Linked DNA regions of Homo sapiens: all the other regions are linked to region 2. Evidence: chromatin loops called from intact Hi-C (ENCODE). Cell type or tissue: IMR-90. All regions are shown on one strand. Region 1 has its middle 11 kb from the start of HCG24. Region 2 holds the start of HCG25 (HLA complex group 25). Region 3 has its middle 5.6 kb from the start of HLA-DOA.

The links. Peaks named below come from ENCODE experiments on the same cell type or tissue, not always from the same donor. Only the 100,000 strongest peaks of a DNase experiment are listed, where the experiment ranks them.
Region 1: a loop joins it to region 2, with 8 times the contacts of the local background. A loop is called at or near these places in 95 of 110 quality-filtered maps.
Region 3: a loop joins it to region 2, with 9 times the contacts of the local background. A loop is called at or near these places in 92 of 110 quality-filtered maps.

The regions. Positions count from the first base shown.
Region 1 is chr6:33,150,279-33,158,278 of GRCh38, reverse strand. No RefSeq gene overlaps it. Among named protein-coding and RNA genes, the nearest start is that of HCG24, 11 kb to the right of the region's middle. In IMR-90, no CTCF peak of the experiment used is centred here; no DNase peak of the experiment used is centred here; H3K27me3 peaks cover 660 bases.
Region 2 is chr6:33,244,287-33,252,286 of GRCh38, reverse strand. VPS52 (VPS52 subunit of GARP complex) reads left to right here. Exons shown (of 20, transcript NM_022553.6): 18 at 316-427; 19 at 651-769; 20 at 1,300-2,009. The coding sequence ends at 1,446. It overlaps HCG25 (HLA complex group 25), which reads right to left and starts at 2,751. Exons shown (of 5, transcript NR_044997.1): 1 at 2,632-2,751; 2 at 2,398-2,497; 3 at 1,576-1,671; 4 at 581-774. LOC105375022 (a long non-coding RNA gene) reads left to right here and starts at 5,414. Exons shown (of 2, transcript NR_187834.1): 1 at 5,414-5,548; 2 at 5,737-6,212. In IMR-90, CTCF peaks have their summits at 2,774 (motif pointing right) and 3,813 (motif pointing right); DNase peaks (open chromatin) are centred at 1,836, 2,886 and 3,836; H3K4me3 peaks cover 1,684 bases; H3K27ac peaks cover 2,358 bases.
Region 3 is chr6:33,011,147-33,019,146 of GRCh38, reverse strand. No RefSeq gene overlaps it. Among named protein-coding and RNA genes, the nearest start is that of HLA-DOA, 5.6 kb to the right of the region's middle. In IMR-90, a CTCF peak has its summit at 4,201 (motif pointing left); a DNase peak (open chromatin) is centred at 4,196; H3K4me3 peaks cover 265 bases; H3K27me3 peaks cover 3,593 bases.

The DNA.
Region 1 (8,000 bases), 94 kb after region 2:
AAAAACGCCTTACTCTAGGTTGAAGGACTTTTGGTTCCTGAGGCATGGATGATTTCCCAAAGTACAACAGATAAAAGCCACACTGGCTGTACAGCAGCTCATGTAAAGGTCATGTTCCAGGTCTTGGCCACTTCACCTATAACAGGCTTGGACTCCGGCAGAGCCTCAGGCCAAAGAATGTGGGTCATAGAGATATCTTCCTCATTGTGTTCACATCTCCCCCGGGCCTGGGCTATATTGTTGGGTCAGGTAATCGGCCTGCTCTCCTCATGAAATAAGGCATACTGGTATTACTAATGCTGGGAGAGATTTCTTATAATTCCATCCCTTCCCAGTTGTGGTTATTTGTATTAATACCTGCAGGTTTTCCTTACTTTTAGAACTGCAAATCTATAGAAACAAACAAACCCCAAACCCAACAAACATGTTTCAGAGACATTAGGGTTAGGGAGAAGATGAGAAATAGCACCCTGTTTGATTGGGGCCCTGGGGAGAGAGGGACTCAGACAAAAGAGTTTGAGTGGCAGGTGGTCTAGTTTTGGGTGGGTTGAGCAGACTTAGGGCCAAAGGTGGCACTGATTCTAGCTGGCAGCGGGCCTCTCTGTATTTCCAACTGAGAGTTCTCCTTCCCTTAGCTTGTCAGGGATGCTTTGCTTCTGAGTTGCACACTTAACCTCAGCATCAGTTTCTTCACCTGCAAAGTGGGATAATACTTGCTCTGTAAAGGAATAATTCCCCCTTTACTGACAGCCTTTGCAATGGAAAGTGAGGGGAGGGACCTGACAAGCTGTCTTGGTTCCATCTCCATGTCTTGGTTATTGCTGACACACGGGTGTCTGGGGCATGCTGCTGTCCCTTTTCCACTTTTGATTTTAGTGCTGTTAAAACTCTATACTTACTATTATTATTTTCTTGTTACAAATCGCAAAATCTGATTCAGAATAGCTTAAGCTCCAAAAGGAATTGATTGTAAAAATATTGGGTTTCTCAGGATTTGAAGACAGAGTTGACTCAATAGGGAAGACTGAGAGCAGTTCTGGGAACCTCAGGGGCTCATGGACTTTGTCCCTGGAGTGTGGATACTCACCGCTCAGCAGAGCTGCTCTTGACCTCTGTGTCTCTGGGCCCCATGGTTCAAAGTCATGGAGAGACAATCTGATTGGCTTAGCTTGGGTTATCTCTGTCCCTGAGAACCAATTTTCTGTGGCTGAGGGCCCAGTGTACCAACCAAGAGGTATGTAGGATGCCTTTTGGTGGAGGTGGAGGGGTGTTGGGGGCACTGTTTCCAGATAATGTGGGATCCTGAGGCCCCCAGGAGGTGTCCGCTTGCTTTCCCTTCTTCGCTTCTGTCTAAACAGACTCCTTTGTATGCATTTGACCAGCGTGATACAACCAGCCCCTTCATGATCACATTTGCTCTCCCTGCCACCCAATCTCCTGGATGGGCAACCCAAAGTCACATTCAGCAGCTGTGGCCATGACCTCTCTAACCTCAGAGGCCGACATCTCTGCCAGTTCATATTTTGCCACTTTGTGATTCAGCACATAAACTTTCATGGCCGTTATATCCAGGGCTGCATTGTGACTTCTGCGGGCCCTATGCACTTTTCTAAACAATAAATTTGAAATCATACTTATGATTGTGTTGATACACAGGCAACTATATTAATATTATATATTAAAATATTTTCTTCAACCTTAATTTTTTTTCTATTTTAAAAGAAATGTAAACATTGCCATGGGAGTATTGTGGGCCCTAGGCACTGTGGCTACTGTACATAATGGATCCATGGGCCCTCCTTGTGTCTTTGTTAAAGATTTTACTGGTTTACTCTTAAAATGTAATCACAATTCTGTTACCACAATTTTAATAATCATTCCTGTTGTCATCAAATATCCAGTCAGTGTTCAGATTTCCAAGATTGTTTTGTAGGTTTTGTGTGTGTGTGTGTGTGTGTGTGTGTTTGACTCATGATCCAAATAAAGCTGATGGTCTTCTAATTCTTTAAAGATCTACATTTTCCGTAATTTATTTAAAGTCCTTTTTGTTTACTTTTATTATGGACAAATTTAAGCATATACAAAAGTGGTTTATTATTGCTTTTTTTTTTTTTGAGATGGTCTTGCTCTGTCGCCCAGGCTGGAGCACAGTGGCACGATCTCAACTCACTGCAGCAACATCCGCTTCCCAGGCTCAAGCGATGCTCCAGCCTCAGCCTCCCAAGTAGCTGGGACTACAGGCGCCAGCCACCATGCCCGGCTAATTTTTGTATTTTTTGTAGAGACAGGGTTTTGCCATCTTGTCCAGGCTGGTCTCCAACTCCTGAGCTCAAGCAATCTGCTCATCTTGGCCTCCCAAAGTGTTGGAATTACAGGTGTGACCCACTGAGCCTTGCCTGTTATTGCTATCTTAAAAAGAATTAATACATGTTAAAAATCTTTTTCAGTTCTAATTTTGAATACAGTAAATATCAATAACAATATTGTAAGTAAAGCTTTTCAGTGTTTTCAGTAATTTAAGGGGTTTATACTCTTAAAACATTGAGAGATTTTTTTCAAATTGAGATTTAAAAAAATTGGGAATCACTAATCTAGAAGAACTGTTAAAAATAGTCATGCCCACCTGTGCTCACCCTTAGAGATCTGGATTCAACCCATTTGGGGCGTGAGCAAAGGGACTTGTGTAAAATTTCCCCAGGCAATTCCAAAGTGCAGGCTGTGTTGAGAACCTCTGCTCTAAACTGGAGAGATCCCGTAAGAAATAAGCAGCCAGGTGCAGTGGCTCATGCCTGTAATCCCAGCACTTTGGGGGACCAAGGCAGGTGGATCACTTGAGGTCAGGAGTTCGAGATCAGCCTGTTCAACATGGTGTAACCTTGTCTCTACTAAAAATACAAAAAATTCGCCAGGTGTGGTGGCACGTGTCTGTAATCCCAGCTACTGGGGAGGCTGAGGCAGGAGAATCACTTGAACCAGGGAAGCAGAGGTTGCAGTGAACCGAGATCATGCCACTGCACTCCAGTCTGGTAGACAGAATGAGACCCTGTCTCAAAAAAAAAAGAAAAGAAAAGAAAAGAAAAAAAAGGAAATAAGCAAAGATGGCCGGGTGTGGTGCCTCACACCTGTAATACCAGCACTTTGAGAGGCTGAGGCGGGCGGATCACCTGAGGTTAGGAGTTCGAGACCAGCCTGACCAACATGGAGAAGCCCCATCTCTACTAAAAATACAAAATTAGTCGGGCATGGTGGCACATGCCTGTAATCCCAGCTACTTAGGAGGCTGAGGCAGGAGAATCGCTTGAACTTGGGAGGCAGAGGTTGCGGTGAGCCAAGATCACGGCATTGCACTCCAGCCTGGGCAACAAGAGTGAAACTCTGTCAAAAAAAAAAAAAAAAAAAAAAAAAAAAAAGAAATAAGCAAAGGCACAGAGTGGGAAAGGCAACCAAATGCCCTAGGTCTGAAAGGGCCTCCTGGGACCTGCTGCATCCAGCAGAAATGCTTGCAAGTGCAGGCCCAGACAACCCAAAAAACAGGGGCTAAAATAAACAGGAATTCATTTTTCTCATAAGAAATCTGAGGATGACAGCTTCCAGCATTGGTTTGAGCATTTAATGATGCCATCAGGGTTCCAGACTCTTCATATGTTTACACTCCACCCTCCTACAATGTTACCCTTACATATTTTCTTTGGCTAAACTATAAGCACGTTTTTCATAATAGCTGTTCCATTTACATCACTGTCAAACATGACATTCACCAATAAAGAAAAGACGCATGAGACGTGTTCGGCACCCCTTAGCTGTAGAAATGCCTGCCACCACTTTGCTGTCATGAAAGAGCCATTTTATGGCTATTGCAAATGCTTTGAAGATACTAAGACTTGTACCTGGAAGCTATAGATGCAGTGTGGGAAACTGGGAAGTATAATTGCCACTGAATTGTTATTGATTTATTACTGCAAATAAATCTATGCAGGTCCCTTCTGAAATTGAGATGGTCCTGAACTGAACAAATGTCTTATTGACATTCATAACAGTGGCTGGTATTCCTTCTTTATCCTGTTTGTCAGTTTTTGGAATTCACTGATTAGATAAATAAAAAGAATCTCACTTGCTCCTTACTAATGAGCTCCACGGAGGGGCATGATGTTGGAAAAGGCACCATGCAAGGCATGATTACTAAGAAGACAAAGGGCTTGTCGGGGAGCTGTTAGGGAGGGTCCTGAGCCAGGGCTTGGGAAAAACATCTCATCATTTTACTGTATCTGATGCTTGGAAGTGACATGTGCTTTGCAAACTCCAGTTTATGTTTTGATGACTTTGTGCTTGTTCTGCTTGGTTAGGATTAGCTTCAGCTGTGAGAAACAGAAAACCCTGGAAACAACAGTGTCTCCACCAAGATAGAAGTTCATTTCTCTCTCACATGCAACCCTAGGGCTGGTGTAGTGTTTAAGTGTCAGAGACTCAGGTTCCTTCTATCTATCTTTTTCTTCCACCAGCCTCAACATAGCTCTTCTCTCTCAGGTCCAATATGACTGCTTGAATTCCAGCTTTCATGTTTGTGTTCCAGTCAGCTGAAGGAGAAAGGGGAAATAAGGACAACCCCTCTTTTTTTTCGTTTTTTCTTTTTTTTTTTTTTTTGAGAGGGAGTCTTGCTCTGTCACCCAGGCTGGAGTGCAGTAGTGGATCTCAGCTCACTGCAACCTCCGCTCCCCAGGTTCTAGCGATTCTCCTGCCTCAGCCTCCTGAGTAGCTGGGATTACAGGCATGTGCCACCATGCCTGGCTAATTTTTGTATTTTTAGTAGAGATGGAGTTTCACCACGTTGGTCAGGCTGGTCTCAAACTCCTGACCTCAAGTGATCCACCCGCCTTGGCCAATACCTTTAGGCAAAGCATTATAGCAGGAGTCTAAAAACAAATGGGCTGTTTTGTTTTGCTCGGAAATCTCTCCCCGAGGGATTGTTTTGTTTTTTGAAGTATTTGAAGGCTAAGTATCTAGAGCTTGTGCTCATGGAGTAGCTGCCCCCTTTCCTCGTGAGGCCACCATTAGTTACCTCTGCATATATGTCTGCCTCTGAGGTGTCTGGCTGTCTGAGGAGGCCTCTGGCTTTGTTAGTACACCACTAGGATATTTGCAACGTGGATCAAGACTTTTTAATTTAATTTAATTTTATTTTATTTTTTTGAGATGGAGTCTTTCTCTGTCGCCCAGGTTGGAGTGCAGTGGCACAATCTCAGCTCACTGCAACCTCTGCCTCCCAGGTTCAAGCCATTCTTCTGCCTCAGCCTCCCAAGTAGCTAGGATTACAGGTGCCTGCCACCATGCCTGTTGCGGGAAGTCAGGGACCCCAAATGGAGGGACCAGCTGGAGCCGAGGCAGAGGAACATAAATTATGAAGATTTCATTTTAATATGGACATTTATCACTTCCCTAATAATGCTCTTATAATTTCTTACGCCTGTCTTTACTTCAATCTCTGAACATAAATTGTGAAGATTTCATGGACATTTATCAGTTCCCAAGTAATACTCTTATAATTTCTTATGCCTGTCTTACTTTAATCTCTTAATCCTGTTATCTTCACAAGCTGAGGATGTACGTCACCTCAGGGCCACTATTGTACAAATTGACTGTAAAACATGTGTGTTTGAACAATATGAAATCAGTGCACCTTGAAAATGAACAGAATAACAGCGATTTTAGGGAACAAGGAAAGACAACCATAAGGTCTGACTGCCTGTGGGGTTGGGCTAAAAGAGCCATATTTTTCTTCTTGCAGAGAGCCTATAAACAGACGTGCAAGTAGGAGAGATATCGCTAAATTCTTTTCCTAGCAAGGAATATTGATAATTAATACTCTGGGAGAATAATTGCATTCCTGGGGGGGAGGTCTATAAACAGCCGCTCTGGGAGTGTCTGTCTTATGCGGTTGAGATAAGGACTGAAATACGCCCTGGTCTCCTGCAGTACCCTCAGGCTCACTAGGGTGGGGAAAAACCCCACCCTGGTGAATTTGAGGTCAGACCGGTTCTCTGCTCTCGAACCCTGTTTTCTATTGTTTAAGATGTTTATCAAGACAATATGTGCACAGCTGAACATAGACCCTCATCAGTAATTCTAATTTTGCCCTTTGCCTTGTGATCTTTGCTTTGCCTTTTGCCTTGTGATCTTTATTGCCCTTTGAAGCATGTGATCTTTGTGACCTACTCCCTGTTTGTACACCCCCTCCCCTTTTGAAGTCCTTAATAAAAAGCTGCTGGTTTTGTGGCTCAGGTGGACATCATGGACCTACTGATATGTGATGTCACTCCTGGCGGCCCAGCTGTAAAATTCCTCTCTTTGTACTCTTTCTCTTTATTTCTCAGACTGGCCGACACTTAGGGAAAATAGAAAGAACCTGCATTGAAATATTAGGGGTGGGTTCCCCAGATACATGCCCAGCTAATTTTTTTGTGTTTTTAGTAGAGACAGGGTTTTGCCACGTTGGCCAGGCTGGTCTCGAATTCCTGACCTCAGGTGATCCACCCGCCTCAGCATCCCAAAATGCTGGGATTACAGGCATTAGCCACTGCACCTGGCCATCTCAAGATGGTTTTAATGGTTAGAAATATCAGCCAATTGAATTTTCAGAGACATATGCCACCTAATTTTGTATTCAATACTTAAGTCATTAAACTCCAGTGGTCTATATACCTGTTTGGCCTCTAAGACAGTTTGGCCTCTAAGTCTGTGAGCACTTTCTGTGATGATGGAAATGTTCTACATTTATGCAATTTAATGTGGTGGCCACTATTCACATGTGGCTATTGAGCACTTGAAACATGGCTAGTGCACTAAGAAACTCAATTTGAAATTCAATTTTAATTTTATTTAATTTAAATGGCCACAGGTAGCTAGCTAGTGCTACCATATTAGACAGCACAGCTCTGAGGCTCTTTTAAGGACCCACATAATTCAATGAAGAGACCCAAGTTTAATACAGATGTGGGATATGCAGTCTTCATAATTCAAACACGCCAATTAATTTCTGTTCCTCTTTTTCAAGTTGGGGGCTTTCAAGCACAAAGGCTTTTACCTGGTCTTGGGCAGAATTTTTCTCCCCAAAATTTTACCAAAATTTGTGCTCTTTTATAGTCTGTTTCTTTTAACTCATAAAATTAATAATGGAAGACAGAGGTTTTTGATGCAGTTGCTTTAAAAAAAACCAGGTTCAGGCCAGGCACAGTGGCTCACACTTGTAATCCCAGCACTTTGGGAGGCTGAGGTGGGCGGATCTTCTGAGGTCAGGAGTTTGAGACCAGCCTGGCCAGCATGGTGAAACCCCGTCTCTACTAAAAATACAAAAATTAGCTGGATATGGTGGTGCGCATCTATAATCCCAGCTACTTGGGGCTAAGGCAGGAGAATTGCTTGAACCTGGGAGGGGGAGGTTGCAGTGAGCTAAGATTGCGCCACTGCACTCCAGCCTGGGTAACAGAGTGAGACTCCATCTCAAAAATAAATAAATAAATAAATAAATAAACAAATAAATAAATAAATAAAATCAGGTTTACTGAGATATAATTTAAATACAGTGAAACCATAGCTGTACAGTTGTTTATGAGTTTGACAAACATATTCATTGTGTAACTACTACTACAATGAAGATAATATTTCTATTACCCCAAAAAGTTTCCTCATGGACACAGCTTTTTTCAAGTCACTCCTGGTTAATGTGTCATTAGGATAATAAAACAATGTTAATTCTTGAATTGGATTTAGGCTGTTTAAATTTTGCTCAATGGATTGTACCTCGGAGGTGGGAGAATTTACTCTGGCAACTTAGTAAAGGTTGGGGCTGCCAAGTGAAGGCAGACTGTTGGTGAATATAATTTATTGGGATTGAAAAGGATACATCAGCCAGATTGATGCATGAATGCTAATCAAGGGTTGATTTAGCAAGATCTTCTACTAAGGAAATAATATCATGTACAGTGCTAATCACATTTTTTTCATAA
Region 2 (8,000 bases):
GCACACAGTACAACTGCTATCCGTATCGGATAGTTCTTAAGGTCAGCAGCTATTGCTTATTGTGTCTGCTGACTCTCTTGGTAGCTGCCCTTCTTTTGTGTCTAGTGATCTTTGAGTTCATTGTTTGATCTTAACCAGGGGAACTGTATGGGCCAAAATTAGGATTGAGGATATTTTTCTCCATAGAGGATTTTCCTTAACTTTTGCAGCAGCTGAAAGATGCCATTCAGATGGATCTACATTAGTCATGATGCCAGAATTGGGCAAATCTGCTGACACCAGGACACCTGTGTATATGTGTTTGTGTCTTTCCAGGAATTCATTGAAGAGTTGCTGTCTCCCCCTTTTGGGGGTTTAGTGGCATTTGTGAAGGAGGCTGAGGCTTTGATTGAGCGTGGACAGGCTGAGCGACTTCGAGGGGAAGAAGGTATGAGGAAAATATGGTAATGATGGGATCAGTGGTAAGGGAAGTGGAAAAGAAAAATGAAAGGATGCAGATTACATGGTGGGGGAATAGAGTATGAAAGACTGGATTGAGAGAATACCAGAAAAGAGGGTTTGATGATAAGGATGGCTATACCTTGGGGAGAACTTAGTGGAGTTGAAGATCAGCCAGATCCCTCTCTGACACTGTTTCCTCCTGCTATTAGCCCGGGTAACTCAGCTGATCCGTGGCTTTGGTAGTTCCTGGAAATCATCAGTGGAATCTCTGAGTCAGGATGTAATGCGGAGTTTCACCAACTTCAGAAATGGCACCAGTATCATTCAGGTGACCTGCAAGTCCCAGGCCCCACTCAGATCCCCCATCATTAATTATTTTCCCCATCTTTTTGCTGGGCTCAGCATCATCTAAGTGACCCTTGGTCTTCAGTTACTAGCTGTGCCCAAAGTTCTGTATGAGCCCTAACCTGATTCTTTTTTTTTTGTTTGTTTTGTTTTTTTTTTGAGACAGAGTCTAGCTCTGTTGTCCAGGCTGGAGTGCAGTGGCACAGTCTCGGCTCACTGCAACCTCTGCCTCCCAGGTTCAAGTGATTTTCCTGCCTCAGCCTCCCAAGTAGCTGGGATTACAGGTGCCTGCCACCACAACCAGCTAATTTTCGTATTTGTAGTAGAGATGGGGTTTCACTGTGTTGGCCAGGCTGGTCTCGAATTCCTGACCTCGTGATCTGCCCGCCATGGCCTCCCACAGTGCTGGGATTACAAGTGTGAGCCACTGCGCCTGGCCGCCTAACCTGATTCTTAATCATCACTATTAGCACCATTTTACGGTTTGATCCCTCAATGACTTTCTTTGACCAGGGAGCGCTGACCCAGCTGATCCAGCTCTATCATCGCTTCCACCGGGTGCTGTCCCAGCCGCAGCTCCGAGCCCTCCCTGCCCGGGCTGAGCTCATCAACATTCACCACCTTATGGTGGAGCTCAAGAAGCATAAGCCCAACTTCTGATGTGCCAGAAACCGCCCTGAGATCTGCCGGTCATCTCCATGGACTTCTGCACCCCATTCCATACCCTTCTTCACCTGGGGTACCCCTTCCAGTTTTCCCCTTGCTTCCCAGGCCCTTGACATGGCTTACCTGCCTTCACTCCCAGCACCTTGCCCAACAGGATAAGCTGGATCCCCTTGGCCTTCTGAATATCCCAGTGTCTTCAGGTTTCCCAAGACCACTTCCCTGTGGGCTTCCAAAATGGCCTTTATCATTTCTCCAGTCTGTCACCCTCCTTTCCTGCTCCCATACACCCAAGGCTTGTTTCTTCCCCTGTAAAAACCACTGCCTCAATCTCTGGTTCACTCAACTAGTCACCATGTCCTGAGGCATGAAGCCTCCTCAGCTCTTGGAATTGCTGGCAAGGGGTGACTGCCTCTGAGTCATTGTGTTTTTCAAAGTGATTTCTTTTCTGTAGCTTTTTGACCTAAGATCTCAGCAATTTGAACACTAACCTCTCCCCTCCTGGCTCAAGAATTACTCCGAAGTCAGTCTGCAGAAAATAAATATTTAGTATGACATGACACTTATCCCATTTCCTTTCTCCTTCCTCCTGAAGGTTTTTCAGGTGGCCCCATCTCTAGAATGACCTTTCCTTTCTGACTACTTCCTGGGCTTACATCCCTTCTGGTGGGTGTAACCTCTAACCTCTAGCTACTCCCAGGCCATTGGAGGAAGGTGGCCCCTGGCTAAAATAGCAGATGCTGCAAGGGATGAGAACCAGGCCGCGCAGCCCCAGACACTGTCCCAAGGGCTCCCTTGGGACAAGCCCAAGCTGACTCTGGAATCCCTCCTCCGTAGCAGCTCCATAGCTCCTCTGGTTGTGGCTGTGACAGCCCCTTGCTCGGGGGCTGCAGCACCCAACCCACACCCACACCGTTGGGGCAGGGCTAGACCAGGCGAAATTCGTACCATCCGTTTGTTTGACTTGGAGCCTTCCTGCTGTCCTCGCCTATACGCCTCGTTTGAACTTAGGCTCTAGACTGGAGAGACACGGGGACCCCTTTAAGGCCTAAGAAGAGAGGCGCAGTTAAGGAAAAATGTTACGTTTCCTGTGTCCTCCACCCCTACGGCCTAAACATTCCCTCCCCAGGTCCCTGGAGAGTGGTGGAAAGCGGTTCCTCCCCGCTTAGGCCCTTCGGATGCAGGTCTAGCCCGTCGGCAACGGGAGGTGTCCTGAGTGGGTCTGTGACTGCCGAGCACACCCGCCGCGGAGCGGAGGCTGCTGCTTCCTGAGGCTGAGAGTGGATCCGGCTCCGGGCTCTCCTAATTGGCGGACGCTGGGGGGCGGCGTGGTAAGGCAGAACGGAGCGGCATCTCAGCTCTCGCCTTTTCAGGGTTCCGCCCCATATCCGAGAGCCGCTCTCTAATTGGCTTGGGAAACCGTATCTCAGCGCTTTGGCCTAGCGACTTTGAACGTGTTTGCGCCTGAGACCGAAGTGCAGAAGAGGGCGAGCGCAGGAGGAGAGGCTTGGTGAATCAGCGATTCCTGATTGGCCAGGCGTGCCTTGAGGGCGGGGCCAGAACTGCGTCCTTAACTGACCTCGCCCTTGCCCAGATCACCGCCTCCGCGTTGCTCCGGGTTTACCCCGCCTGACTCGCTGCGCTATGCGTTCCCTCACGCCTGCCGGATGCCAGGCGGCGATGTGCCAGGCTCTGAGGGGCCGCGAGCTCACCCCAGACGCCGGCCCCGGGAATCCTCTGCTCCTCCACTTTCCCTTCCCGCTACTGGTTTCTTGCCCACCCACTCCCAGGTGTCACTCTTGGGACATCCAGATGTTCTGACATTTGACCTGACTCCAGCCTCAGCGCGAGGACGGGAGAAGGGCCAAGGGTATGAGATTTTGGACAGGAGAGGCATTGGCTACTCTGACAAAGAGCGTGGATTCCCAAAGAAAGGGTCCCCAGATACCCCGCAGGGGAGACTGTCGAGACAGGCGACTTTAGCCAACTAATGCTCGCACGCGAGGAGGGCTGTGCAGGCAGGCACCACGGTTCTTCACAGCCTTCCTTCTTTCCTTCCCCTGTCCGTCGCAGAACCCAAATCCTCAGAGCTGATCGAGAAGCGCGTGTTGTTGCAGAAGTCACTGAGGGGCAGACCTGGAATGTGAGCCGTGGGGCGAAGGGACAGCTCTGGAGACTCGTGATTCCGGAACCCGGTGGGCATTCAAGTGATACTGGAGCACGCAGTTTTCGGGGACATTAAGCTCGCCCCAGGGGTCCACAGGAACCCTCTGACCCAACGGTCTCTCTGGACAGGATGATCCAGAACAGACGGTGAAGAGACAAAACAGCGTGAAAGGGAGCGGCGATACCTAAACTGACCTCCGGAGGGCAGCATGATCAAGGGAAGGAGCTGTTCTCGCTCCGCTCAAACCCCCGCGCAGCCTCTGCAGCTTACTCCTGCTTCGGAAGGCGGCGAGGTTCCACCCCCACCACCCCGGTCCCCGCCGCCCTCTTCGCGCTGAAGCTGCGGAGGGTCTTTTTCTTCAGCCCCCAAATCCTCTGCTCTGTGGCTTAAGATTCCCAGGCTTAAACCCATAACTGCTAGGGTCATCACTCCTCAAACTTCTCCCTCACTTGTTTTGCTGATGACGGACACAGGGGCCTCACAGACTCAGAAGCATCTGGAGTCATTTCGAAGGACAGAACTGTGGCAATATCCTCTTTCCCCCTCCTAATCTCTGAGAACAGTGTCTGTATATGGCACGGGGGTCCCTAGTGTCATATAGAAGGACTCGGAGATGTCCTCATGGGCTGTAACGGCCCCCGGTGCTATTCAGGGATCTCTGTTCTTTAAAGAAATATCATTTCCCCTTATTTCTCTACCTTTGTGCCCTCACCTCGCCCTGAATTGTTTCTTAAACTGGGCTTTCTGGGAAACGTTTACTTCGTGTTCAACAGCAAAGTCTCGGCATAAGGCGAGGGCGGCAGGGGGTGGGGGGCGGGCGTTTGCTCGCCTTGGCATTAATTTCAGAGCTGCTGAACGTGGACAAAAGAGAGGGAACATCCTCCTTTCTTCCATTCCTGTAAATATGGACCCACCCACCCTCCACTTAAGATGGGTGGCTTTTCTGATTTTAAGATATCAAGCAGCCTGGCGAGGTGGCTGACACCTGGGATCCCAGAACTTTGGGAAGCCGAGGCGGGAAGATCCCTTAAGGCCAGGAGTTCTAGACCAGCCTGGCCAATATGGCGAAAACCCATCTCTACTAAAAATACAAAAATTAGCCTGGCGTGGTGGTGCCTGCCTATAATCCCAGCTACTAGGGTGGCTGAGTCAGGAGAGTCGCTTGAACCTGGGAGGCGGAGGTTGTAATGAGCCGAGATGGCCACTGCACTCCAGCCTGGGTGACAGTGAGACTCTGTCTCAAAAATAATAATAATAATAATAATAAAAAGATATAAATTGGCTGGGCTTTAAAATAAAGTAGTCAGAGGCCCAGGGTGGTGACTCATGCCTGTAATCCTTTTGGAAGGCAGAGGCCAGAGGATCTTGAGCACAGGAGTTTGAGACTAGCCTGGGCAACATAGGGAGACCCATCTCTACCAAAAAAAAAAAAAAAAAAAAGCAAAAAGCCAAGCATGGTGGCCCATGCCTGTGGTCCCAGCTAGTTGTGAGGCTGAGGCAGGAGGATTGCTTGAGAACAGGAGTTAGAGATTGCAGTGAGCTATGATTGCACTACTGCACTCCAGCCTGGGTGACAGAGTGAGACCCTATCTCTTTTTAAAAAATTAAAAAACAAAGTAGATTTAGTGTGAAGATTCAAGGAAAGAAAGAGAAAGCAAGACAAAACTTTAAGGAGAGGAGAATCGAAATTGGCTGACTTCACCCTGGACATAATGGACACAGCTATTCATGTTACGTACTAGCGTTAACAAAGTGTTTTCAGAAGCAGTTGTCATTAAACCAACACATTTATTGAAGCTCTTCTCTGTGTTCTGTGATAGGCACTGCGGATTCAGCAGAGACTAAATCAAAGTCCTTGATCTCGGAGAGCACATATTTCATCTAATTGAATTCACATACCAGCCTTATGAGGAGGTGTTCTTCCTGTTTCAGGTAATGAGCTTGAATTTCAAATAATGAGTTCAAAACCATATAGGCACTCAGTGGCTGAACCTTCTGTGCCCACATTCAGCTTTTGTTCTATGACTCCAGGCTGGGAGTCATGGAGCTGAGGAGGCAGCCGGTTGTAGAGAAGCAACAGATTAATAAGTAATAGTAAATTATTGAAAAAATATTTACAGAACTGAAGGAAAAGCTGAACAGGCGGTCTTTGGAAAGGACAGAAGCCAGGATAGTTCCAGCATCCAGGCAGCAGACACCAATGGTCAGTGCTTCTACTTTGGATCAAAAAGAGAGAACTCCAATAGGCTTAGGGTGGGTCAGGTGCTCACACTCATCTGAGGAAGGGGAGGGTCCCTTGAGGAATAGTACCATAGACTACCCAATGTTGGAGGATAATGGCCCCAACGCAAAAATGGGATCTTGCCACCAGACAAATGGGATATAGATGCCAGGCTGCAAAATCCAACAAATGTACACGTGCCCAAATCCCGACTCCATCACTAATAGCCATGCAATCCTCTGACTATCAATTAGATTAATTGACACTCTTTTTTCTCTCGCTACTGTGGTACATGCAGTAGTTACCTTTATTCTTCACTTTGTTTTCTCATAAGACTAACAAGCAGTTTTTTAAAATAAAGAAATAAAAGCAAAATTGCTTATTGTCTTAGTCTATTCATTGGCAAACTAGTAACATTAAATAAACTCCAGACAGAGCCACTGGAGAAGAATCAAGTACAACTTAGTAGAAATAACACCGTATGTGTGAAGGTGAGTGTGTGTGTGTGTGTGTGTGTGTGTGTGTGTGTGTGTGTGATGGAAAATACTTTGTCCTGCCCAAACTGTAAGTCATGACCATGCCCCTCTCAGCAGAAGTTTATCTTCATCTCATTTGGAAGTTTATAAGAACACAGCTTAAAAAAAACCTGTGATTTTGGAGCAAGGTCAAGCCTTTGCTATTGCTTCCACATTTTGTTTTGTTTTATTTATTTATTTACTTTTCAGTTTTTTGGAGTTTTCTTTATTTGTTTGTGTTTTTGAGACAGGGTCTCGCTCTGTTGCCCAGGCTGGAGTGCAGAGGCACCATCTCGGCTCACTGCAACCTCTGCCTCCCGGGTTCAAGCGATTCCCCTGGCTTAGCCTACTGAGTAGCTGGGATTACTGGCACGCACCACCACATCCAGCTAATTTTTGTATTTTCAGTAGACACTGAAATACATGTTTGCCATGTTGGCTGGGCTGGTCTCAAACTCCTGGCCTCATGTGATCTGCCTGCCTCGGCCTCCCAAAGTGCTGGGATTACAGGCATGAGCCACCACGCCTGCCTAGTTTTTAGTTTTTTGAGACAGAGTCTTGCTCAGTTACCCAGGCTGGAATGCAGTGGCATGATCACAGTTTACTGCAGCCTCGACCTCATGGATTTAAGCAATCCTCCCACCTCAGCCTCTGGGATAGCTGGGACTACAGTCATGTGCCACCACACCTGGCTAATTTTTGTATTTTTTGGTAAACGAGGTTTCACCATGTTGCCCAGGCTGGTCTTGAACTCCTGAGCTCAAGTGATCTCCTACCTCGGCCTCCCAAAGTGTTGGAATTACAGGCATGAGCCACTGCCCCAGCTGTTTTATTAATTTAGTTAAAAATATATGAAAAGAGGCCCTGCGCGGTGGCTCACGCCTGTAATCCCAGCACTTTGGGAGGCTGAGGTGGGCGGATCACCTGCGGTTTTGGAGTTCAAGACCAGCCTGACCAACATGGAGAAACCCCATCTCTACTAAAAATATAAAAAATCAGCTAGGCATGGTGGCACATACCTGTAATCTCAGCTACTCGAGAGGCTGAGGCAGGAGAATTGCCCTAACCCAGAGGAGGTTGTGGTGAGCCAAGATTGCGCCATTGCACTCCAGCCTGGGCAACAAGAGCGAAACTCTGTCTCAAAAAAAAAAGTATATATATATATATATATATATGAAAAGGCTGGGTGCGGTGGCTCACGCCTGTAATCCTAACACTTTGGGAGGCTGAGGCAGGTGGATCACCTGAGGTCAGGAATTTGAGACCAGCCTGGCCAACATGGCAAAACCGTGTCTCTACTAAAAATAAAAAAATTAGCCAGGCATGGTGGCAGGCGCCTGTAATCCCAACTACTTGGGAGGCTGAGGCAGGTGGATCACCTGAGGTCAGGAATTTGAGACCAGCCTGGCCAACATGGCAAAACCCTGTCCCTACTAAAAATACAAAAATTAGCCAGGCATGGTGGCAGGTGCCTGTAATCCCAACTACTTGGGAGGCTGAGGCAGGAGAATTGCTTGAACTCAGGGGGCAGAAGTTGGCAGTGAGCCAAGATCACACCATTTCACTCCAGTCTGGGCAAAAGAGCAAGATTCTGTCTCAAAAAAAAAAAAAAAAAAAAAAAAAAAAAATATATATATATATATATATA
Region 3 (8,000 bases), 230 kb after region 2:
TGAGACGGGAAAGTGAAAGCAGAACCGACGCAACCTCATGGAAGGCTATTTCTGCTGTAAGCACCTACTTCTCCATAGAGAACACTCTCCATGCCCTCGTGTGCCAATGGGCAGTGTGAACTAAGAGTGTTCATTTGTGTCCGGCAGAATATTTCTCAAGAAGGGTCTGGTAGCCGGGCAAGCCACATAGTTGGAGACACTGTTTGAGTGGAAGTAGACCAGTTTTTTCTAGTTGCTTGTTTTCATCAAGCAAGAACCACATATAGGTAAAAAGCAATTTTAAAAACTGATTTTTGGTTTTGAGAAAAGTCAAACGTGTAAAACATTTGTGATTGCATAATAAAGCTGCATGTCTAAGAATATAAATATTTTATAATAGATTAGCTATTACACAAAAACATTGAAATATCTTTTAATTTTTCATTTTGATCAGATGAAGAGAGCCAAAGAAGGAAAGTGAGTGTACAGAAATGGAAAAAGAAGTGGATTAATGTAGAGAAAGAAGAGATATCTAGAAGAATAAAATTGTGGCCCTGAGGAGAGAGGAGGTGGAATGGTTAGATTTTGCTCTCCATTAATAGAAGACCAGGTTGCTGTATTCAAAAGGTCTGAGAAGAAGAAAAGATGTGACAGCTACTAAGCACCTAGTAGATGCCAAGGATTGTTCTTTGCTATGTTAGGTATAATTAGATGACTAAGAATTGAAGCTATACAAATGAATGTTTGATCAAGGAGACATTGTTAGCTGGGGACAGATCCCTAGAGGCACTCTGCATTTAGAGATTCCCAGAGGAGCAGAAGCCCCAGAATGAATGATCTGAATGGTGTCAGGAAAATCAGAGGAGTGTGATGTCTTGAAATCTGAATAAGGAGAGATTTCAAGAAAGTGGAATGATCTACTGTGATGAAAGCAGCAGAAAACTCCACAAAGATAAAGATTTGGTGACCTTGGCAATCAATTTCTGTCCCACTGAGGTCATGGACAAGGAAGTCAGACTGCAGTGGGGCTGAGAATGAGTGGGAGGGGAGAAAGAGGAAACACAGAAGTGTAACATTTTCTTTAAGGAACATGGGAAGAGTAAAGAAGAAAGATGAGGGTGGAAGCTAGGGAGATGAGAAGAGCATTAGGGACAAGGAAGATTTGAGCCTAAATTCTAAACTGAAGGGAAGGATCTGGCAGCAGGGGGCTGATTAGAGTTAACAGAGAGATAGAAGGGAGGACAGCTGAGACAAGCTCCCAGTGGAGGCAGGAGTGAAGGTCTCGAGCGCATAACTGGAGGTCAGGGTTAGCCTGGAGCAGGAAGAGCCCCAGCCTCTGAGACTTCAGGAAGAAGAAGAAAGAGAAACCAGGGTCTCCAAATGGTCAGAATGTCGCTGATGAAGGGTGTGCCTGACCAATTTTCTTGATGAAGTAAGAGCCAAGGAATTCCTGCTGCTATGTAGAACTGAATGTGGAGTGAGAGGAGAGTGAGAAGGTTTGGAACTTTCACAAGGAGACTCGGGTAATTAATTAATTGATCAGTCAATCAATTAAATGGTTTGCTGCCTCTTTTCTCTTTCTATCAATTCAAGTCAATCCTGCTTTCACCGGGCTCCAAGGCAAAAACTGTGCCTGCTTGCCATTAATCATAGATAAGGCACAACCCTATTACTTAGCAGGACATCTGCGGCTTTCACAATTTGACACCAGCCTGTTTCCTAAGCCTCGTCTCCTCCGGCTCCTCGTTTACTTGGCCATGCAGCAGTCCCCTGCCCACCATATACTTTGAGGCCTCTGTGCCTTTGCCCAGGCCATCTTCTCTCCTTGCAAGGCTCTCATCCTCTTCTCCGCATCAGTAGACTTGTATTTATCCTCCAAGGCACAGTTCAAACGTCATCTTCTCTCTAGCTTCTCCTACCTAGGGCAGAATTAAGAATTCCCTTTTGTGTATTACACAACAATTTATTTATTGTTGTTATAGCAAACATGGGAAATTGCTATTTCAAATACATAGTGTCAGAAGCTGCTTTCATATTCTGGAGATGTAATTAATCTCAAGGAGGAAATTGACTTTTGATTTAGAAAAACACGTTAATGCGCCATTTCATTATAAATGAAATACCCAAAGCTTGTATAGACAGAAGTTACATGTTTCTGTGAAGCATATGGAGATATATGTTATTATAAAAACATTAATTTACTAGAGGTCTTAATGTTTTCCTTTTGCACTTCTTTAGATGTGACCTTATGCCTATTCACCCAGGGGAAAATTTGGATTTTTATCACAGAAGACCAAAAGCAAACAATATTCCAAAACAGAATATTGACAGCTATATCAAAGTCATAGTCTTAAAAATTAGACATTGGTAAGAGAAAAGGGAGTTTCTAAATTTACAAAAGTCTAGGTCCTTAGAGCTCTCTGCTGGGGATTCATTCTAGACTGAGATCACCTCTTTTGGGAGGTGGGCACTCACTGGCCACTTCTGTGTTCCTGAGATCTTAGAAACACCAGAACCCTCTCCTCTCAACCCTCTGCTACCTCCACATGGCACTAGAGCCCACAGGATCTACCTTGGATCTACAGCTTGGATCTACCCACACACATTCTAGAGTCTCACGGGATCTTCTAGGGATATCCCTGGTCTGATAAAGAGACACTGCCTGTGGATATTTTCCTTTGCTATCCCAATTGCACTCTCTGTTTTTGTGAGGACACTTGGGAAGATGAAAAACACTCTGTCACCATTGTCATCTTCTCCCTGTATCACCAACATCTGACAAATCGAATATTACTTATAAGCTACTATGAAAACAAAAGGAAAGGCAAATTAACCAACATTTTCAGAAGTCTTCAAAAGTTGTAAAAACCATTAAATTCAATATAAAAGGACAAAACTTTAAAGTCAAGTTTTTGGCAAATTGATAAAATTGGGGAATTGATGATTTGATGTATTAATTTCTGATTAGTTGATGGGTTGATTTTAGTGAGTTGACGTGCAGTAAATTGGTGTTCAGGATGGTCATGGAGAGGCTTGAACTGGCCTGGAGCCAGGGGCCACAGCCCAGAACACACGGGCCCAGGATCAGGCTGCAGCCTCGCCAAACTGGAAGGATGTGAGTAGTAGCAGAGCCACGCTGGGGCCACCAGCAGGCAAGGTGGCTGAGCCCCACTGCCTTCGTCAGGGATAATCGATCGCAGATTAGACCAGCCACGGAAATGTTGGCGAGCGATGGGGACAGGCCAAGGAACTGGGGGCAGAGAACCATCAGAAAAGAGAAAAAATGCCACCTAGACCCAGCTTCCCACAGCCAGCACGCTCTGTAAGTTCATCCTCTGCCCCAGGATGTCATTCCCAAAAGGGGGAGGGAGAGGGGGAAGAGAAGAAACCGTGAAAGATTGTGCCTTTCCCAGAAGACATTTGAAGTTTTTCAAAAATACCTCTTTTAAACAGGAAGGGCTGTATCTATGCCTTTCGATGGCCAATTTTGGGGTTTTCCTACCATCATTTGGAATTGTTGCTCCAGAGTGTAATGAGACCAGTTATATATTTTTAAAGTTACTTTTTTTGATGTATAAATTTCAAACTATCTGCAGATATAAAGGAAGAGTGATTTTAGCTTAGAATTTCCCAGGAGACAGAGGTTGGAACTCTGGCATTTAGAGAAGTCAGGAGACGGGAGGGGAAAGTTCTAAGGGAAGTGAGCAGTTCCCAGCCAAAGGGCAGAAGTCCAGAGTTTGAAAAGTGATGGCCAGCAAGAAATCTGCTGTGCTGGGGAGCTGCCCCCAAATGACCACAACAGTCTGCCCAGGGCAGGAGGCTGGTGCAGGAGATGCCATCAACTCCATACGTAAGCACACATTTGCATCACTTCTCTGTCCAGGAATTATCAGACATTCTGGTGACAGCAGTGAGCCATTTGAATTCCTGCAATTAGACAGGCACTTGAAACTGCTTAATTACTAGGGAAAGGATTGCCCCAGAAAGTTGCAGGCCACATGAACATTTATATTGCACATTAATAGACCTTCTCCTTTTTCCACCACGTATTTAGTTCTGTGTACAGACTTCCAAGACAGCCATTCTTGTTGGCAGGAACCATAATTGTGGTCCCAAAGCCTAGCACGGCACTTAAAGCAAAATAGATTAAAACAGAGCGATGCACCAGCAAACAGTCAGATCTAAGGTCCAGAATGGAAAAATTCAATGGTAAGGTCGCCCTCTGGTGGAATATCTAGGTAGTAACAGGAAAGGACTTGAAGACTCTGGCAAGCTGGCTACTTAAATGTAAAAATCTCAGAAAAGGAGCCAGTGGCCAACTGGTAGCCAACCAAGAGCACCCAGAGCAGCGCTGTCCAGTAGAAATATAATGGGAGCCTCTTAATTCAATTTCAAATTTTCTAGTAGCTACATTTAAAAAGCAATAAGAAACAGGTGAGATTAATCTAATACATATTTTAAACCGCAAATATACAAAAAATTGCAAACTGAACATTAATTAATATAGAAATTACTGAGATTATGTATATACATTTAATTAAGTCTTCAAATCCCAGGGCATTTTATACTTAGAGTTTTTTTTGGCTTAATAGCTACAGGTGGCTTGTGGCTACTGCACAGGACAGCACAGTCCTTGAGGAAGGGGATCATGTCCTGCTCTTCTGTGCTCCCAGAGCAGCACACAGTGCCTAAGTCACATCAGGTGTCCTATAAACATGTATTTAATGAAGAATATCCCCCAACACCTACCTGAACTTGTCATGCTCCAAAGAACATGACAGATACAACTTTACCTCAAAGTCAGCATTTTAGACAATTTAGAACAACTGGATTTGTGTCATTTTTAAAGGACACTTTAGTAAGTTTTTGTCGAATCTGTGTTTGCCTCATTATTAGACTCTAGTCCCAATAACAGTACCTCTCCCTAGAGTCAGGGTTATCCACTTTATTCACTTTTATTTGTTATCATTGACTTATTTATTTAATAACGTGCTAGCGTTTAGGGGGAAAAGGAAGATTGTGTAACAAAGATTCAATCATCCATGATCCCTTCTTACAGGCCCTTTCCATCTAGGAGGGAATGTGGACCATACATATACATTCCAAGAAAACAAATAATGAGGAAGCCCTGGTGAGACTGAAAGGTGTTCTGAACTGGGTTGCTTGCTGGCTGTGGCTATGAGAAGGTTCCTGGAACCTTCTGCTCTTGCCTCCCCGGTGTTGGCCTTGAGCAATCACTGCCTGCTCCCTGCTGCAAAAAACGATGGCAAGATCCTGATTGCCTGTCCAGCTGTTGAGGGGTGGGTGAGAAAATCCAAGCTGAAATCCTGCTGGAGTGGGAGGAGCTGGGGACTGCCCTAGTCATTGCCTCCTCTGCCACCCCAGCTATCAGTGCTCCCTACGCCTCCTAGTGCTCCCACCCTGAAGTCCTGACCTGAAGTGACACCCAAAGGGTAGTGACTATGGTTTTGCGCTGGCCTAGGACTCCAGCTGGCCCTCCTTTCTCTTTACACACATGACACCAACACAGATGGCCACTAGTGGGTCAAAATAATACCTTTAGGGAGTGCCGACACCTCAAAAGAAAAACAGCAAACAGGACCATCTATGTCCTTGAAAGAAGTGGTAGAAAATATAGACCAGCCGCTTAAAATGAGCATTAAAAGTGCACTTTAAAAGTCAGAAGCTATTATAATATGAAAAAATAGAGAATATAGGGAAAACACCTAGAAGTTCTAGGTGTAAAAAATATATATAATAGTCAAAGTAAAAGCCACATTAATGGGATAAATAGTGGGAGAGATGCAACTGAAAAACAAAACAGAAAGATGGAGGACTACACTGAGGAGCTAGTTCAGAACAAAAGAGGGAAGAATTGAGAAGTCATCAATAGAAAAGTCAGGGGAAAAGGAGGAGAGAATTATCCAAATATAGATTATATGAGTTTCACAAAGACAAAAAATAGAGGAGAAAAATAGTTAAAGAAATAAAAAGATGAATTCCCAGAATTAAAAGATAGAGAAGATCCATAATGTCTTACAGAGAGAAGGAAAAACCCACTCTAGACACACTAGCAAAATTTAAAAATATCAAAGACAATGAGAAAATTCTAGAAGATTCCAGCATGAAAGACTGACATGGGATTTTCTAACTGTGACATTGGATGCAAAAAAAAAAATTTGGAATGATGTTATTTAGAATATTAAAGGGGAAAATACTTCAAATAGTATGTAATACACAGCTAAACTTTATTCAAAAGTGCTGGTATAATTTTAAAAAATTATCAAGCATACAAGACTTTAGAAGGTTTGCTATGCAAATTCCCACATCTGAAAGTTTTTGGAAGAAGAATTCTAATCAGAGAACGCATTCTAGAAGGTGCCAAAAGATATGAAAAGTAATGTTGACCAAATAATTTGGTGAAGGAGAAAATATGTGAATAAATTTGAAAGCATGCTAAAGTTCTTATCCAGTCAGAGGGAAGATGGAGAAGGTATCGGTAACACTTAAAAAAAAAAAAAGGCAATGAAGATTAAAAAAGAAAACTTGGCCGGGTGTGATGGCTCACGCCTGTAATCCTAGCAGTTTGTGAGGCCGAGCCAGGCAGATTGCCTGAGCTCAGGAGGATAAGCCTGGGCAACACGGTGAAACCCCGTCTCTACTAAAATACAAAAAAAAAAAAAAAATAGCCAAGCATGGTGGCATGCACCTGTAGTCCCAGCCACTCGGGAAGCTGAGGCAGGAGAATCGCTTGAACCCGGGAAGCAGAGGTTGCAGTGAGCCAGCCCAGATCATGCCACTACACTCCAGCCTGGCAACAGAGCGAGACTCCGTCTCAAAAACAAACAAACAAACAAACAAAAAAACTTTAAAAAATAGAAATATTGAAATAAATAAGGTATTACAAACAAGCCCAAGTGCATCAATATTCACAATAAACACAATCAGAATGCAGCAAAGACAGTGCCATGTGCTCACCAAACCATTATATCTTCCTGCACACATAGGTAACGTACATTTTTCCATCCCCGTGCGCCTATGTGGGGTCATTGTTTACTTCTTGCCAATGGAATGTGAGCAGAGATGGCAAATAGTTTCTGGTCCAAAACCATGGAAACAATGTGCCTTTCCCAGGTTCTCTCTCCTACCTGCAAAGCTAGGAGTTCATGAAGTGCTTTTCAATAATAGAGATGCAAAGTGGAGCTTAGCCACCTTGAGGCATGTTTTGGAAAAGAGCTACAGAGTGCCCAACCTGCCTTGAACTACACGTGGCTAAAAAATAAACCTGTGTTTTGTTAAACCACTGAGGCTTCAGTGTTTGTCTCTTGCAGAAACAAGTTTGCTCACTTTGACTACCATATGAATTGAACATAGGTTAGAAGACAGAGATCGTCAGATTGAATCAGAAGCAAAAATCTATATTTATGACATTTCAAGGGCTACATCTAAAGCATAAGTACAAAGGAAGAGTAAAAACAAAAGAGTAGAAAAAGATACAGTGAACAAATACCCAAAGACAGCTGTAGAACTTATTACTATCAGACAAGACAGAGTAGGACAGAAAGATTCTCAGGACAAATTGGGAAAAGGCTCAGTTCACCAAGACTGTAATAATTCCCAAGAGTAAACACCTTAATAACCTAAATGCAGAGAGGGCAAAAGTTGATTTAAAAATTAGAAACAAGTTGAAAAACCTACAGTCACAGTTAGAGATTTAAATATACCATTCATAGGCCAGGAATTGTGGGGCATGCCTATAGTCCCAGCTACTCTGGGAGGCTGAGGCAGGAGGATCGCTTAAGCCCAGCTGTTTGAGGCTGCAGCGAGCCATGATTACTTCACTGCCCTCCAGCCTGAGCAACAGAGCAAGGCCCTGTCTCTAAAAAATAAATAAATAAATGCACCACTCTTAGTTATGTATAGGCCAGTCCAAAGATAAAGAAAACCGTAATAAATTAGAATGACAAAATCCACATGCTTGATCCAATAAACATGTACATGTATAAAATTCTGCATCACAT